Regions from separate parts of the Mus musculus genome. Here region 1 is linked to region 2. Evidence: chromatin loops called from intact Hi-C (ENCODE). Cell type or tissue: left cerebral cortex. All regions are shown on one strand. Links, peaks and the distances in the headings refer to the core of each region. The heading gives the core; the rest is flanking DNA. Region 1 holds the start of C230057M02Rik (a long non-coding RNA gene). Region 2 overlaps Cbfa2t3 (CBFA2/RUNX1 translocation partner 3).

Region 1 (8,552 bases), core at 2,002-7,001, 110 kb before region 2:
GGGATCAGCACAGCTTGAGGGACGGTATCAAAGGGTCACAGCCTTAGGAAGGTGGGGAACTTCTGCCCTAAGGCAGCGGAGGGGGAAAAACTAAAAGAGATAGTGGTTCATGTGGTGGTGCTAATGCCTGTGGCACACAAGGGATCCTCACAAGTCAACAGCAAGTTAACAAAGGCCAGTAAGAAGATGAGTGAGAGAGAGAAGATGCTGGCTTGAGAAGAACTGGACTCACTAGAACTAGGCGGTAACATGGCTGATCTCACACCTACCCGGTTTGCCTACTGGGTAGGTTTGTGGCAAACAGATGACAAATCAACACAGGTAGCGGGACAGCTATTTTCATAAAGGAGCATGGAGGCCACACCTGTGGGTCGTACATGGCTTGCGCACGCATATCACATGAGTCAGTCACATGATGTCGGGGCTAGCCCTCCAGTGGCACACTTTAGAAAGCTACCTTCAGGAAGTGAGTCCACAGACCCACCTTGGAGGTAACAAATAAGCACATGAATAAGTGAACGGCCATAAGCTGTGGACCCAGGGCAGACCCAGGGCAGACCTGAGGCCACTTGGACATCCCAGGTGGTTCTACAGTCCCCCACTATCCTGGTTAGCTTTAATTGTTAACTTGACATCCTCTAGAGTTATCTGAAAGTTGAAACCTCAGTTGAGGAATTGCTTTGATCAAGCTGACCCTTGGACACTTCTGTGAGGAACTGAGGTAGGAAGGCCCACCCCATTACAGGCAGAGCCATTCTCTGGGCAGGGGGGACTGGGCAGGTTTTTTGTCCTGGCCTGAACAAAAAACAAACTAGTCAAGTATGAGCCCAGGAACTAGCCAGGAAGTGAGCTAAAAAGCAGCGTTTCCCTGTGTTTCCTATCCTGACTTCTCTCAGAGATAGACCATTACCTGGGAGTTGTAAGATAAAATAAACCCTTTCTTCTCCTTGGTTATTTTTGGTCATAGTGTCTGCAGCAGTAACAGAGTAGAGTAGAGTAGAATAGAATAGAATAGAATAGAATAGAATAGAATAGAATAGAATAGAATAGAAACTAGACCAGCTACCATCAGGGGTGGGCCCTCTCTCCTCCACTGTCCTTCACCAATGTCATTACCTTAATCACTTTTCTGGGAGTCATGTTGGTCCAGGCTTAGATACAACAGTCGTATTTTAATGATCCAGGACACAGTTGGGTCATTTCCTTTATTCTCCTGGCCTTAAGAACTCCCTTGTCAGGCTGGAAGCACCTTCAGAAGTTGCTGCTTGCAAACTCTAGATGCCCCAGACTTTGCAGGCTATTGAGGTACCAGAGGAGTAATGACCAGGTCAGTCCAGGAGTCTTGAACAGGGAGACCTCCAAAGGTAGAGAGTTGGCCCCCCGTAGGTGATACCTTGAGGTCTGGACCCTTTTTCCTTAGACAGTAAGCCAGCCTTCCCTCTATCTCCTGAGGCCCAGGTTCAGGGCTGACACCTTTGATCCAGCCTCCAGGAGATGGTTGAAGCAGGGTGAACCCCACTCTGTGTCTTAGCCCCTCATACATAGGCTCTCTTGAGGTGACATATGCCACCACCTCAGCAAACTCAGTCTAGGTCTCCTTAAATATCTGGTGTTCCGCTTCAACAGCGGGGCCCCCAACCCTGCCCAGGACAGGTACGTTCAGTTACAGTGGCTCTTTGGTTTACAGGTTCAACTCCAGCGGCTGCTTAGTTTCTGTGCTATTCAAAGGAACAGGAACTGCCAATACCATAAAGCAAGGTAGGAGGTCATGGGGATGCCTTTCCCATTTAGCTCTGAATGTACACAGCATTCTTGCTGGTGGACAGACTGCATACTCTCTAGGCTGCCCAGCTATGGAGGGGAGATCCTGACTACACCACTGTCACAGGACAGGGAGAACTCCAGGAAGCTGAGGGGCTTGGGGAACTTGCAGGCACACATGGGAATATTGGACATTGGTACCTATTTGAATTAGAGCACCTTTGCTGGACTTAGACTTGGGGTGTGGGTGTGAACCAGGAGGGGATGGCTCCTGATCTTTATTTTTGGGGTGTTTCAAGGGTGTTTGAAGCGAAGGTTAGGTCAATTACTCCAGAATAAAGTACATGGCTGGAAAGGGGGAATTGTCCCCCCAAACCCTAACGACATAATGCCCGAAAATGCAAAAGGCCAGAAAAAACAGGTACAGCCTGGTCTAAAGTGAAAGACACAGCCTGGTCAAACAGACATGCATCCCCAAGATGGCTAAGGCTTGGAGAAGACAGTGGAGTAGACCAAGGGGAAGGGCTGTTTGTAGGCTGGCCTCACACAGCTGACATGGCCTGGTCCTGTGTGCATCCTTCCTGCCTTTGTTCTCACCTCACAGGAGAGCTGGTGAGTGTGGGTAAAGGTGAGAGTGGGGGAGTCGTGGGTGGGTACTCGTTCAGGAGGGACAGAGTCCAGGTCTTTCCTTTCCTCTATCCCCTCTCAAAGGGAGCATCTCTTAGGACTGGTCCCAATTCCAGGCTCAAACCAGAGAAGAAATACCACAGAGAAGGCAAATGGCCCCAAGAGAAGGCCTCGCTGCCCTGAGGTAGCCAGCTGGAGTCTAACCACCTTCCTCTTTTCCTATCTTCTGCTCTCAACCTTGGGCTGGTCTTGGCTCTCATGTCCTTTGGGGACCTCTTCTGGCCTCTCCAGACTTACTTAGATCAGGACTTGAAGGTGCAACCAAAATACCCATTAATCTCTGTGCTGAGGCAACAGGACACTTGGCCAGCAAGCAGGCCACGTCCGACTCCTTAGCGTGGGCTCCAGAATTGGTTTCAAAAATCAATATCCTTCTAGGAATGGGCACCAGGGGCTGGATGCGGTCATCGCAGCACGGTCCATTTGGGGTGTCCGGCGCTATGAAACAATGATGAAGAAGATGACCGGCTAGGCAAGGTTCGGGACAGCTGACACCAGAGCATGCTTGGAAAGACCAAGCCAGTTACAAGGTGTACCCAATCAGGAGGCTCCAAAATGTGACACGGATTTGCGTTTTCTTTTGATTCCTTCCTGGTGGTTTTACGTAAGAGGCAGCGCGTTGGGGCCAGGAAGGGACGGAACCATGGGGCTGGGTTTACACCAGTTATGCGAAGCCCCTCCGCTCTGCCCCCGCCTGCGAGGGGCTTTCTTGGCTGGGTCTGTTCCTGACAGAAGGGAAGCGAGTTGTGGGGGTGGGGGGGCTTGGCATGTGTGTGTGTGTGAGTGTGTGTGTGTGGTGTGTGTTTAAAATACAGAAAAAAAAAAGAAGCATGGCTTTCCTCAGCTGCAGAGGCGGGCCGGGTTCTGTCGGTGCCAAGTCCCTCAGAGCGGGCACTGTGGGGACACGGGAGGCACAAGAAGGCTGCAGAGGTGAGGGACGGGTGTGGAGAAAGATGGACGCTTGCCATCTCGAGCGCCAGCGGCTGCACGAGGCCAGACCCCACGAACAAAACCCACGGCAGATCTCTGGCAACCCATGTTAGGAGGCAGAAGACAGTTGGCAGCGATGCGGCACAGAGGGCAGCCTGGGAGCGGGCGGATGTAGCCAAGGCCAGCACGGAACAGGTAAGGATGGGGTGGGGCTCGCTAAAGTATAGGCAGCTGGTATCTGTGTTTGGGGTACCTGTGGGGGCCACGTCAGATATGGGTGCGGGTACTGTGTCAAGAAAGCTTTCCGAGGGCCAGTTCTGAGGGAGTCTGTCTGCCTAGTGTCCAGAGCATCTCTGGGTAACCTCTGGGCCCCTTAATATGTCTTGGTGCCCGCTGCTTGCTTATGTGTGCTTCGCTGGTATTCTAAAGATGTGGGGTGGGTTGGCCTGAGTGGACCATCTGGAATTGTGAATACAGCAGCCGCGTCCCATGGTGGTCCCGTGGCTGCATCATCTCCGCTGATGTCCGTCCTCCCAGGGATGGCCCTCTCTGCACTGATCACACCAGGTCCCCTGACCATGAAGGGACAGATCTGTTTCCTTTTTGAAGGTGGGTTAGGGTGGGCTGGGGCTGGGCTGGAAGGTCCTGGAGCATCCAGCACCGCACTCTCTCAGTTTTCTCAGAGCCCCCCATCCTTACCCACAGCCAGGCTTGGCACCTCGGTGCCTGTGTGCAGATCAATGGGACTGGAGCCAAATGCTGTCAAAGGGATCCGGGTGCCAGTGCCAAGGAGCCAGCTGCTGAGGGCACGGGTGGGGTGGGCTCTGGAGGGGAGGAGCGTGTGGCTGGGTATTTCCTAACAGCTCCAAGGACAAAGCTCACTCCCTTCCTAGTGGTCATAGGCTAGTCAAAGAGGGTGGGGCTGAGGGATGGGGACATTCCATCTGGTATGGCATGGGTGGTCCCAGGTGGCCAGTGTAGGGCAGGCAAAGCTATGGGCACTGTCCTTGTGCCCAGGTACCCTTCCTTAAGCGAGGTCCCAGGCAAACATAGAAATCCAATTTCTTCCTTTTCCCTCCCATCATTCCTTTCCTTTCTTCTCCATCTCTAGCAAAGGCTGGCAAGGGGCTCCGGGATCAATGCCTCAGGCTGGTGGGATAGCAAGAGGATCAGTACGGTTATATTGTCACTGGGGCCACTCTGTTCCAGTGTAATGCTCTAGGAAGTCACTTTAATCCCAGAAAGGTGTCTCTCTCGAGGTCTGGTCACTTGGGTAAGCAAAAACATTAGCTTTGGTGCTAGCTCCATGGTGCCCAGCTTCCTCCATGGTCAGGTTGGGCGAGGCTTTCTGACTGTGGAGAGTGTGGTTGGGAGAGCCAAGCAGAGCAGAGGAGCCTCCCCAGAAGCAATGGGGAGGGGCCTGGAGGTAAAGACATCAAGGAGCATGGTCCAGAAACTGAGAGGCACAGGGACCGGAACAGGCAGTTGGGAAGGAGGGAGAGAGAGAATTTCCAGGGAGGGTTCAGAGCCCAGCAAAGGCTAAGCTGTAGATATCCCATGGGCAGCCCAGTTGGAAAGGGCTACCAGGCATGCATACTGCTTAACCAACCAGAGACCTCTTCTTACAGCACTGGGAGGCACCACCACAGTGGCCTACAGCCTTTAGACAGACTCTGGCTAAAGCCTTGTGAGGAGCAAGCTTCCTTTAAAAATCCTGGGATGGGCTAGTCCCGTGTGGCTCTGCACAGGGCTAAGGATGAATAGATGAGTGCCCACAGGGCATTTGGAAAAGTTAAGGCAAGAAGGCACAGACCTGCCATGGTCACGGCGCACACACGGCCAGAGGGTTCATTGTCAGCTGGAAGCAAAGTGACAAACCTGTGTTCTCACTGGAAGGACTCAAAGGGACGCCCAGTCAGGCTTCCTGACTCCAAACTGCAGGCTTACCATGACCCATGCTGAGCCTGGAATTCTCAGAAGTAAACTTTGGGGCACTGGTGCTAACCCAGTCTGATCTAGCTCTGGGCCCAGTTGATGATAAGGACCTGTTTGGTTGATAGTGCTCTGGGTAGCACCTCTGGGGGCCAGGTGGATATAGTAGAATGGGCGGGAGTCATAAGGAGCTAGAACTGGCTGTGTAGACTTTATTCACTGAGTCCGGGTTCACTCAGCTAGGCAAGTTGTCATTGGTCTTATATCCGCTGGCAAGGGAACATGCTGGCCTGGTTTAGAATCCCTGGTCTGAGTACCCAGGGATCTTCAGGTGGTTCTAGCTGTCCACTGAGGCCCCATGGCCCTTACCCTACAGCCTTAGTCCACAACACAAGCATGCTTTTTAGAAGAGAGACCCTGGATACCGACTGGGCCTTCCCCTAGCTCCAGGCTGGTATAGGTAGCATGCCTGTCTGCCTTGCCATCTCTGCCTATGGAGAGTATTGGCTTGTCTCCAGTATGGAAGTTCCTGGGGATCCTCTCACCCAGAGTTGCTGTGGCCTGACCTGGAGGGTAGATATAGGGGGTTGAGTTCCCCATGCAGAACAAGTCTGTTGTTGATGCTACTAGAGATAAAAAGACAGCCGGGCTGGGGGGCCCTCTGGGTGCCGAAGAGCTGTGAAGCCACCTTCCCTTTTGTCCTGGGCTCCACAGTGCTGGAGGATCAGGGAGGCAGGCAGAGAGTTGGCATCCACCTGCCTCCCAGCTCCTTCCTCCCACTCTGCCTCCCAAATTTCACAGTGCCTGCTTTCTGCGCTGGCCCAGCTCCCTGGAGACTCCACCAGATGTTCCTGGGCCTCACGTTTGCTCCCTAATGAAATATTCATGCAGTTGGTCTGCCTCTTGACATGAAAACCTCCTGCAGCTTCCCCACCACTGGGAGCACCCCCTCTCCCTGCAGCTCTCTCCCCCAATGTTGACTGTGAGCAGGCACCTACTAGGAGTACCCCCCACGGGCTCTAAACTGAATCTATCTCTTGTCCTGAGCAGGGTCAGGGTGACAGGTCTCTTGTGAATTCATCTTTCACCCTACCCTGGGGACTACTCTGACCCCACACCTCCCCCTCCCAGGGCCCAGGGTCAGCACCTAAGCATATCATCATGGTCTTGGTTCTGAACGGCTGGAGAAGCCATTCTGCACGGGACAAGCTGGGGACAGACGCCCCAAGAAGCATCCCACTCTATCCTGCGAGTCCAGGGAGGATGGGCTGTACGTAGCTTCCATTGTCCCATACTAATAAGCGCCTGTGGCCCACCCATATTCCTCTGACCAGCCTGACTCCTGACATCCATCCACTAGCTCCTCTGAGATACATATACAGGCTCTGTAAATGGAGGCTGACCTTGCCAACGTGGAGCAGAAGGCCTGCTGTGCCTTCTATGTGTCATGCTCCCCTGCAGCCCTCAAAGGTCCTCAGGGAAGCATAGCTACTTCATTCAAAGGAGAGTTGTCCCACCTGGTCTGGAAATATGGTGAACAGAAAGCAGAAGAGACCACTACTAGCCATGTTTACAGTAGGCCACAGACTGGGGCTAGTTACTTCCTAGGGACCACGGGCCAACTATTGGCATAGGTGAGCAAGGCGCACATATCAGCCTTATCCTGGGGCAGGTTCCTGTGGTCAGTCTGTGACTCTTCTGTTAAAGTCAATGATCAGAGCAGATGGAGCTGTCCTTTGTCCCTCTACCTTTATGCTAAGCTGCTCTGTCAGACCCTAGACCTGGCTCCCTTCTAAATCCAGAACCTCAACTTGCAGGATTTGACCATACAGGAACTCTCTGCCTGGTGGAACTCTGGGTTGTCACTCTCGTGGTAAATAGGATACCTAGTTTACTCTATGCCCTGGATGTTGTGTTTTACAAAAAATAAAGGAAGCCAAGGAAGCCAGGGATATGTTTGGTAAAGGCGTGGTATGGTGTGGGGGGAAAAGCGTCCCTCTGCAGGCCCATGCGGAGGCATCCCTTTCCACTGAGGGACCAGCCACACGGTGGTATAGTATAGAATAGAGTTTATTAAGGACATGGGGAGGGAAGTTGAGGGGGTGGTAGAGACAGAGAAAGGCCAAGTGGGGGAGAGAGACAGAGAGAGAGACAGACAGAGAGAGAGAGAGAGAGAGAGAGAGAGAGAGAGAGAGAGAGAGAAGAGGAGTAAAGGCTGGCCATGAGCATGTGGTGAGAAAGTGGCAAGGGGAATGGGGAGAGAAGGGACAGAGGGGAAGAGAGTAGGAGAGAGAAGAGGGGACAAGCATCCCCTTTTATAGTGAGTCAGGCACACCAAGCTGTTGCCAAGTAACTGTGGAGCGGAGCCTAGAAGAAATGCTATACTGGGTACATCCAAAGAGCTCTGAGTCTGGCCTGCCTGGACTTCACACACCCCACTCACACCTCCCCTTGGCCTGAGTCTCCATATCCCTGGCCTTGCCCCTGGTACCTATGACATCTGAATGTCACCCACTTAACCCAACCTCACTAATGGCCCAAGACAGCTCACCAGTTACAGAGCTTATGGGGACCGTCCTTTTCACTGTTCCCACCCCCCCCAGGGTCGCTGTTGTTCTGCCTGCGGGGAAGCCCCTCAAGTGGGTCGGCAGCTCCAGGAACTACTTACCAAACATCATGCTTAGATTCTCACACAAAGTCAAGGCTCCGCCAGCTCTTGCTCCTTGAGGAGGAGACAGTGTGCCCACACATCATTCAGCATAGGGGGTGGGTGGCTTCCTGAGTGTCTACGCAGAGCCACGGAGGCGCTTCCGTGGCCTCTGACTTCAGTATCACTGGTTCTCTCTGGTTGTGTCCTTTGATAGGATTCTCCAATCGTGGTTCTGAGTGGGAAGAGATGGGTGGGACTGAGAGAGAAGCCCTGGGGAAGAGTTACATGCTATGATCATGGCCCACGATCGATTGATAGCCGTGGGTCAAATTTTCCTGTGTGTGTAATGATGACCCCAGTCATAAACTCAGGGGAGAGCCCTTGGCTCGGCGTCTGCCCCAGTCTCACCCTTCATAATGGTGGCTGGTGGTACTCAGGGTCATTCTGTCACTGACACTGACTGTAGGGTCACCTCTTTCACCTCTTTCCTGGGATCACTCTCATGGAGGGCTAGGAGATGCTCAAGGATACAGGAGTCACTGGTCTGGCTACTTTCACAAAGGATGGGCCCAAGGGGCTGCCCGTGTCTCAG
Region 2 (5,000 bases), core at 1-5,000:
AGTGATGAACGGCAGCAGCCACTCACCCACGGCCATCCACGGTGCCCCATCTACACCCAATGGCTTCAGCAACGGCCCAGCCACCTCATCCACGGCCTCGCTCTCCACACAGCACCTGCCCCCGGCGTGCGGGGCACGGCAGCTCAGCAAGCTTAAGCGTTTCCTCACCACCCTACAGCAGTTTGGCAGTGACATCTCACCTGAGATCGGGGAGCGCGTGCGCACACTGGTGCTGGGCCTGGTGGTGAGTCTATGGGCTATCAGGCGCCCCTGTTCCCCATGACAGCTTCTGCCGCAAGCTCCATTGCGATGGCCACAACCCCATCGTGCTCTGCCCAGCCCTCAAGCCAGATCTGGAACCTCCTCCTCCTCCTCCTCCCCCTCCTCCTCCTCCTCCTCCCCCTCCTCCCCAAGGTGTGGGTGGGGCATCTGGGTCAGTAATGCATGGGAACCTTTAGATGGGGCGGTCGGTCTCTCTGCAGAACTCAACTCTGACGATCGAAGAGTTTCATGCCAAGCTCCAGGAAGCCACCAACTTTCCACTGAGGCCGTTTGTTATCCCTTTTCTGAAGGTAAGCGAAAGCAGCACCTTCCAGGCAACAGGGATGGTGTACACAAAGGCCCTGGGAAAGAAGTGTATACAAAGCTGCTTTGTAATGGCTGGAATCCAGTGTGGGAAATGGGTGTGCAGAGGATGAAGAACAGGTGATGGACAGGCAGGTGTGTGCCTGGACCGCAGGGTGACAGAAGATGCTGTGCCAAATGCAGACTGGGGCCTCACAAACGACGGTGATGCCGTACTAGGTCCCTTTGGCAGAGCAACCAGAGCCTCTGAGCAAGGCAGGTTCCTCAGCCCAGCCCACACCCTCGGGATGAGGAGCCATGTTTGTTTATGAGGGTTGCATGGTGTTTTGGTTGGTTTGGGTTCTGTGGGCTCTTTCGGTTTGGTTTGGTTTTTGAAAGCACTGAGGGCTGAACATAGTCTCGTCCCCGCTAGGCAGGTGTCCTGCTGCTGAGCTGTGGCTCTCGCCCTTTTTAAATCTTGAGGCTGGGTCTCACTAAGTTCCCCAGGGCTGGCCTTGAACTCTGTCCTCCTGCCTCGGCCTCCAGCAATTGGGGTTGCAAGTGTGCACTACCAGGCTTACTGAGAAGCTTGTGAGCCAGATCCTCACGTTGGGGTTGTGACTCACTGCAGCTCTCCACTCTGAGAGGAGAGAGGGTGGCGTGCTTCCAAATGTGTTTGCCCACGTGATTACTTTCCGCTCAGACCTCTCAGGGAGATGCTAGCTCGCTCACCCCTGAGGGCACCCACCTCCACTTACACCAGAGCCCTGGCTCATTTGGTCCTGCATACCTGTGCTCTGCTTCAGTCAAAGTTCAAGGTCAGGCCGTATAAAGGATGAGTGCTGAGATGCGAGCCCCCACGGAGCTACCTAGTCACTGGGCTGGCTCCTCTCCTCTGTACTCAGCCCCTGAGGCTGGAGTCCTCCATTCTCACAGAGCAGCTACCTCAGTGAGTTTTTAAACTGCCCAATGTAGACCAAGAATGGATTATAAGGCTCTCTGCACAGATGCCCTGTTGACCCATGAGAGGGAGAAACAGCCCTGATGCTGTCAAGTTAATAGGCAGGAAAACTGAAGCCTTCACTGTCCCAGCTGGTAGAGATCCAAGGCCAGGTTCAAGCTCGGGTCTGTACAGTTCAGAGTCCCCACAACATTCACAGTACATGCCCCACCAGCCGCACCCCCTCTTGGCAGCTGACAGGGGGACCCCACATGACACCCATATCCACTCTCCTCCTCCCTCCCTCCCACCCACACCTTGCTAGGCTCACACTGGAGCTAGTGACAACAGAGAAGCTGCGGGTGCCAGCGCGTAGGCCCACCTGGCAGTCATTTTGGTGTGCGTTGGAGGCCCCGTTCTCCTCACCCTCCGCACACTGCCGACTCTGCCGCCGCCTGTCTTTGGGATGCCATACGCCTGCTTACTTTGTCAGAGCCGATGTTTGCAACAGATGCTCCGTAGCATTAGCCGCCCCGTCTGTGCCTGGAATATCTCAGCTTTCATTTCCTGTGGTCCTTACCCACAGTCCCCTTCCTACCTAACCAAGTGCAGGATCACCTAACTAGGTGGGACACCTTGCTGGGCACTGCCTCCTCAAGGGACCTCCTCCGTTTCATTTCTCTATGCCCACATTGGCTTTTTGGGGACCAGCCTGTGTCATAGCTCACCCAGGACCTCTGCGGCTCGTTGTTAGGAACACTGGGTGGTATGTCTGCCTCCATGATATGGAGCTCCTGGGGTGGAAGGGCCAAAGGTCAAACCTAAAAATACAAGATCCCAGCCAGTACCTCTGACCTTGTTGCCAAGACACCAACCAACCAGAGCCCACTCTGTCCTGTCAAAGAGGCATGGTTACTTTGCCGGTACAGCGGGGCCCAGCCTCAAAGGTCTTGAAACAGACAGACAAGCCAGAGGAAGGGCTCAGGCAGCTCCAGGTGCCTCCCCTGCCCTCACAGGGTGGGGTCCCCTCTTGGCAGGGCAGAGAGTTACCACAGCACCTTCCTGAATAGTTATGGACATCCTAGCCTCTACAGTGCTTCCCATGGCTGCCCCTGGAGACGGCTGGGCAGGGTGTGGCTGCGCAGAGCCTGGCTCCAATGGCAGGGCCCTCTAGGGTCCTTTCCTAAGCAAGATAAAGCTGTCAGCCACACAGGTGATAGGCAACGCTAGGTTAATTCACATGGGGCTCACTGGAGTCTATCACACCAGAGCTCTGGTCTGCTGATGGGTCAAGAGGGCTTGTATGATCATCCCAAGACCACACGACTCCTCGGTAGCCCAGCCAGGGTGAAGCGCACCCAATCTCATTCAGCAGCTTGTGGTGGAGAGACTCTGTAAAGCAAAGGGAAGTGTCACAAAAACTCAGGACTCTGCTGTCACCTTGGTGGTTCTAGATGTATGCTGTGTCTTTTACCAGAGTCCCATCCAGGACAAAGATGGTTTAGATTTTTTTTTTTTCTGGGCATCAAAATCTCCACGCCAAGTGAAGTTGGGGCCCAGACCACCCTGTGACCAGCTTGGGTGTGTCCTCTGAATAATGCCTGGGACTTCTGAAAAAGAGTGGGGACTTGTTCTTTCTGGAAGAGAAGTGGTCCTGGATCCCCAGCCAAGGGCTGCCATGTATCTGGACTGTATGGCAGGGCTACCTGATCCTAGGTCCCCTCCACTCTGCCCCACATCCACCTCCATGTAGCTGGACAGTGGAGCTTTACAGAAGCCACCCCACCCGAGGCTCTAGCTCCCAGCTGGCCCCAGCTGGCCAGGACCCCAGATGTTCCCCCACCCGAACAGCAACCAGATGGTGCTCATGCCCAACCCCCACCCCACCATGCTGGCCAAGGAGAGGGTGGGGGACTGGTGAGGGAGGAGACTCTGGACCACTGAGACCTCCCAGGACCTCATCCCAGCCCATGCTTCTGACGTGGTCGGCAGATGGTGGGCTGGCCCCTGTTCAGCTATCCAAACAGAAAAACAGGCCTGGCAACCATACCGCTCAACAAAAAAAAGTACCGGCTGCCTGATGGGCCGGGTGGATGCGCCAACGGAGGCTGAGGAGGCGGAGGCTGGAGAAGGCTGCCCTGGCAGCTTTGAAACGCATGGGAAAGTTTTAGATTGTGTTTATTTACAAATACTTAGAACTGCTGGCTCTCCCAAGAGCCTGCCACTGGGCCCCTGTCCAGCATGCTGAAGGCCAGCCTGCTACTCTACCCGCAGCAGTTCTGAAAAGGCTGACCACCAGCAGTGCATGCCTGGAGACCTTTGCCCAGCACTGGGGAGAAGCTCACAGACATGGAGTCCATGAGCTCCAGTGGCTTCATCTGCAGATTGCAGAATCTAGAAGTGATGTCATGGCTGAGGCGCGGGTTCACGGAGGTCATATTCCTTATGTGCCGATGTCCCAGGTTCCAGCTGTGAGCTTTGTTTAGGGCTGAGACTGGAAAGTGAGAGATAGTGGGGAGAGGAGCTGGGTCTGTGGGGCTTCTGGCCAGTGCATGGCGGGGGAAGAGGGGGCTAGAGCAAAGACCCTGTAGCAGCACAGCACCTTATTGACATCCCTATCCCACTCCTCTCCCTCCCCCTCCCTCCCCCTCTTATGCACACGTGTATATTAGGTTGCCTGCCCCCTCTTAACCTTGCTTTCTTTCTCCATGACAACAATGCTATGGAACCTGCATAAACGGGGTACAGGTAGGGAGTATTGGCTGCAGACAGCACTCTAGGAGGTGAAGTCCCTACATCGCTGTGTGTCCAGCAGATCTCAGGCCTGTCACTTCCCACTGTGCTGTTGGAAGGCAAAAGGGACCTAAGGGACCCAGAGCAGCCCTGAGTCACACGCAAGCAGTTCTGGGCTGTCTGCTACGAACAGGCTACGTGGGTTTGCACCCCAGCTGTCAGTCAGCCGTGCCTAAAACCCCTGTCCTGCCTGCCCGCAGGCTAATCTTCCACTGCTGCAGCGTGAGCTCCTGCACTGTGCCCGCCTGGCCAAACAGACACCTGCCCAGTACCTGGCCCAGCACGAACAGCTGCTGCTGGACGCCAGCGCCACCTCCCCTGTCGACTCGTCTGAGCTCCTGCTGGAAGTCAACGAGAACGGCAAAAGGAGAACACCTGACAGGTGCCAGCCTCTCACAAACCCACAGGACGGGAGGTGACCCATGGTGGCCTCTTCCTGCCCGCCCATCTGCCCCTACTGCAGCTCTGCCAGACAGCTGGCCCGGTCTGTTGTCTGTAGCGGGCTGATCGAGCGCTGCTAACCCCGCTGTGTGCTGCAGGGACAGGCTGGCGTGTGGGCCACACTGGGTTCTACAAGCATATGCAGCTCATTTAGCTATGGACCCCAGGGGCCTCTGGGATCCCTGGAGGACAGCAGCTCAGGGAGGGGACTGTCCACCAGAGTTCACTTTTCTCCGTGCTGTCTGTAAACCCTGAGTGACCT

The links. Peaks named below come from ENCODE experiments on the same cell type or tissue, not always from the same donor. Only the 100,000 strongest peaks of a DNase experiment are listed, where the experiment ranks them.
Region 1: it touches region 2 in a loop (6-fold over the local background); 2 of 42 quality-filtered maps call a loop at or near these places.

The regions. Positions count from the first base shown.
Region 1 is chr8:122,747,135-122,755,686 of GRCm38, reverse strand. It overlaps C230057M02Rik (a long non-coding RNA gene), which reads left to right and starts at 3,037. Exons shown (of 4, transcript XR_001778694.1): 1 at 3,037-3,573. In left cerebral cortex, for the core only: no CTCF peak of the experiment used is centred there; DNase peaks (open chromatin) are centred at 3,079, 4,159, 4,696 and 6,106; H3K4me3 peaks cover 3,108 bases; H3K27ac peaks cover 3,580 bases.
Region 2 is chr8:122,638,536-122,643,535 of GRCm38, reverse strand. Cbfa2t3 (CBFA2/RUNX1 translocation partner 3) reads left to right here. Exons shown (of 12, transcript NM_001109873.1): 4 at 3-244; 5 at 483-572; 6 at 4,498-4,679. Among named protein-coding and RNA genes, the nearest start is that of Pabpn1l, 18 kb to the right of the region's middle. In left cerebral cortex, for the core only: a CTCF peak has its summit at 1,975; DNase peaks (open chromatin) are centred at 1,240, 1,943 and 3,605; H3K27ac peaks cover 1,044 bases.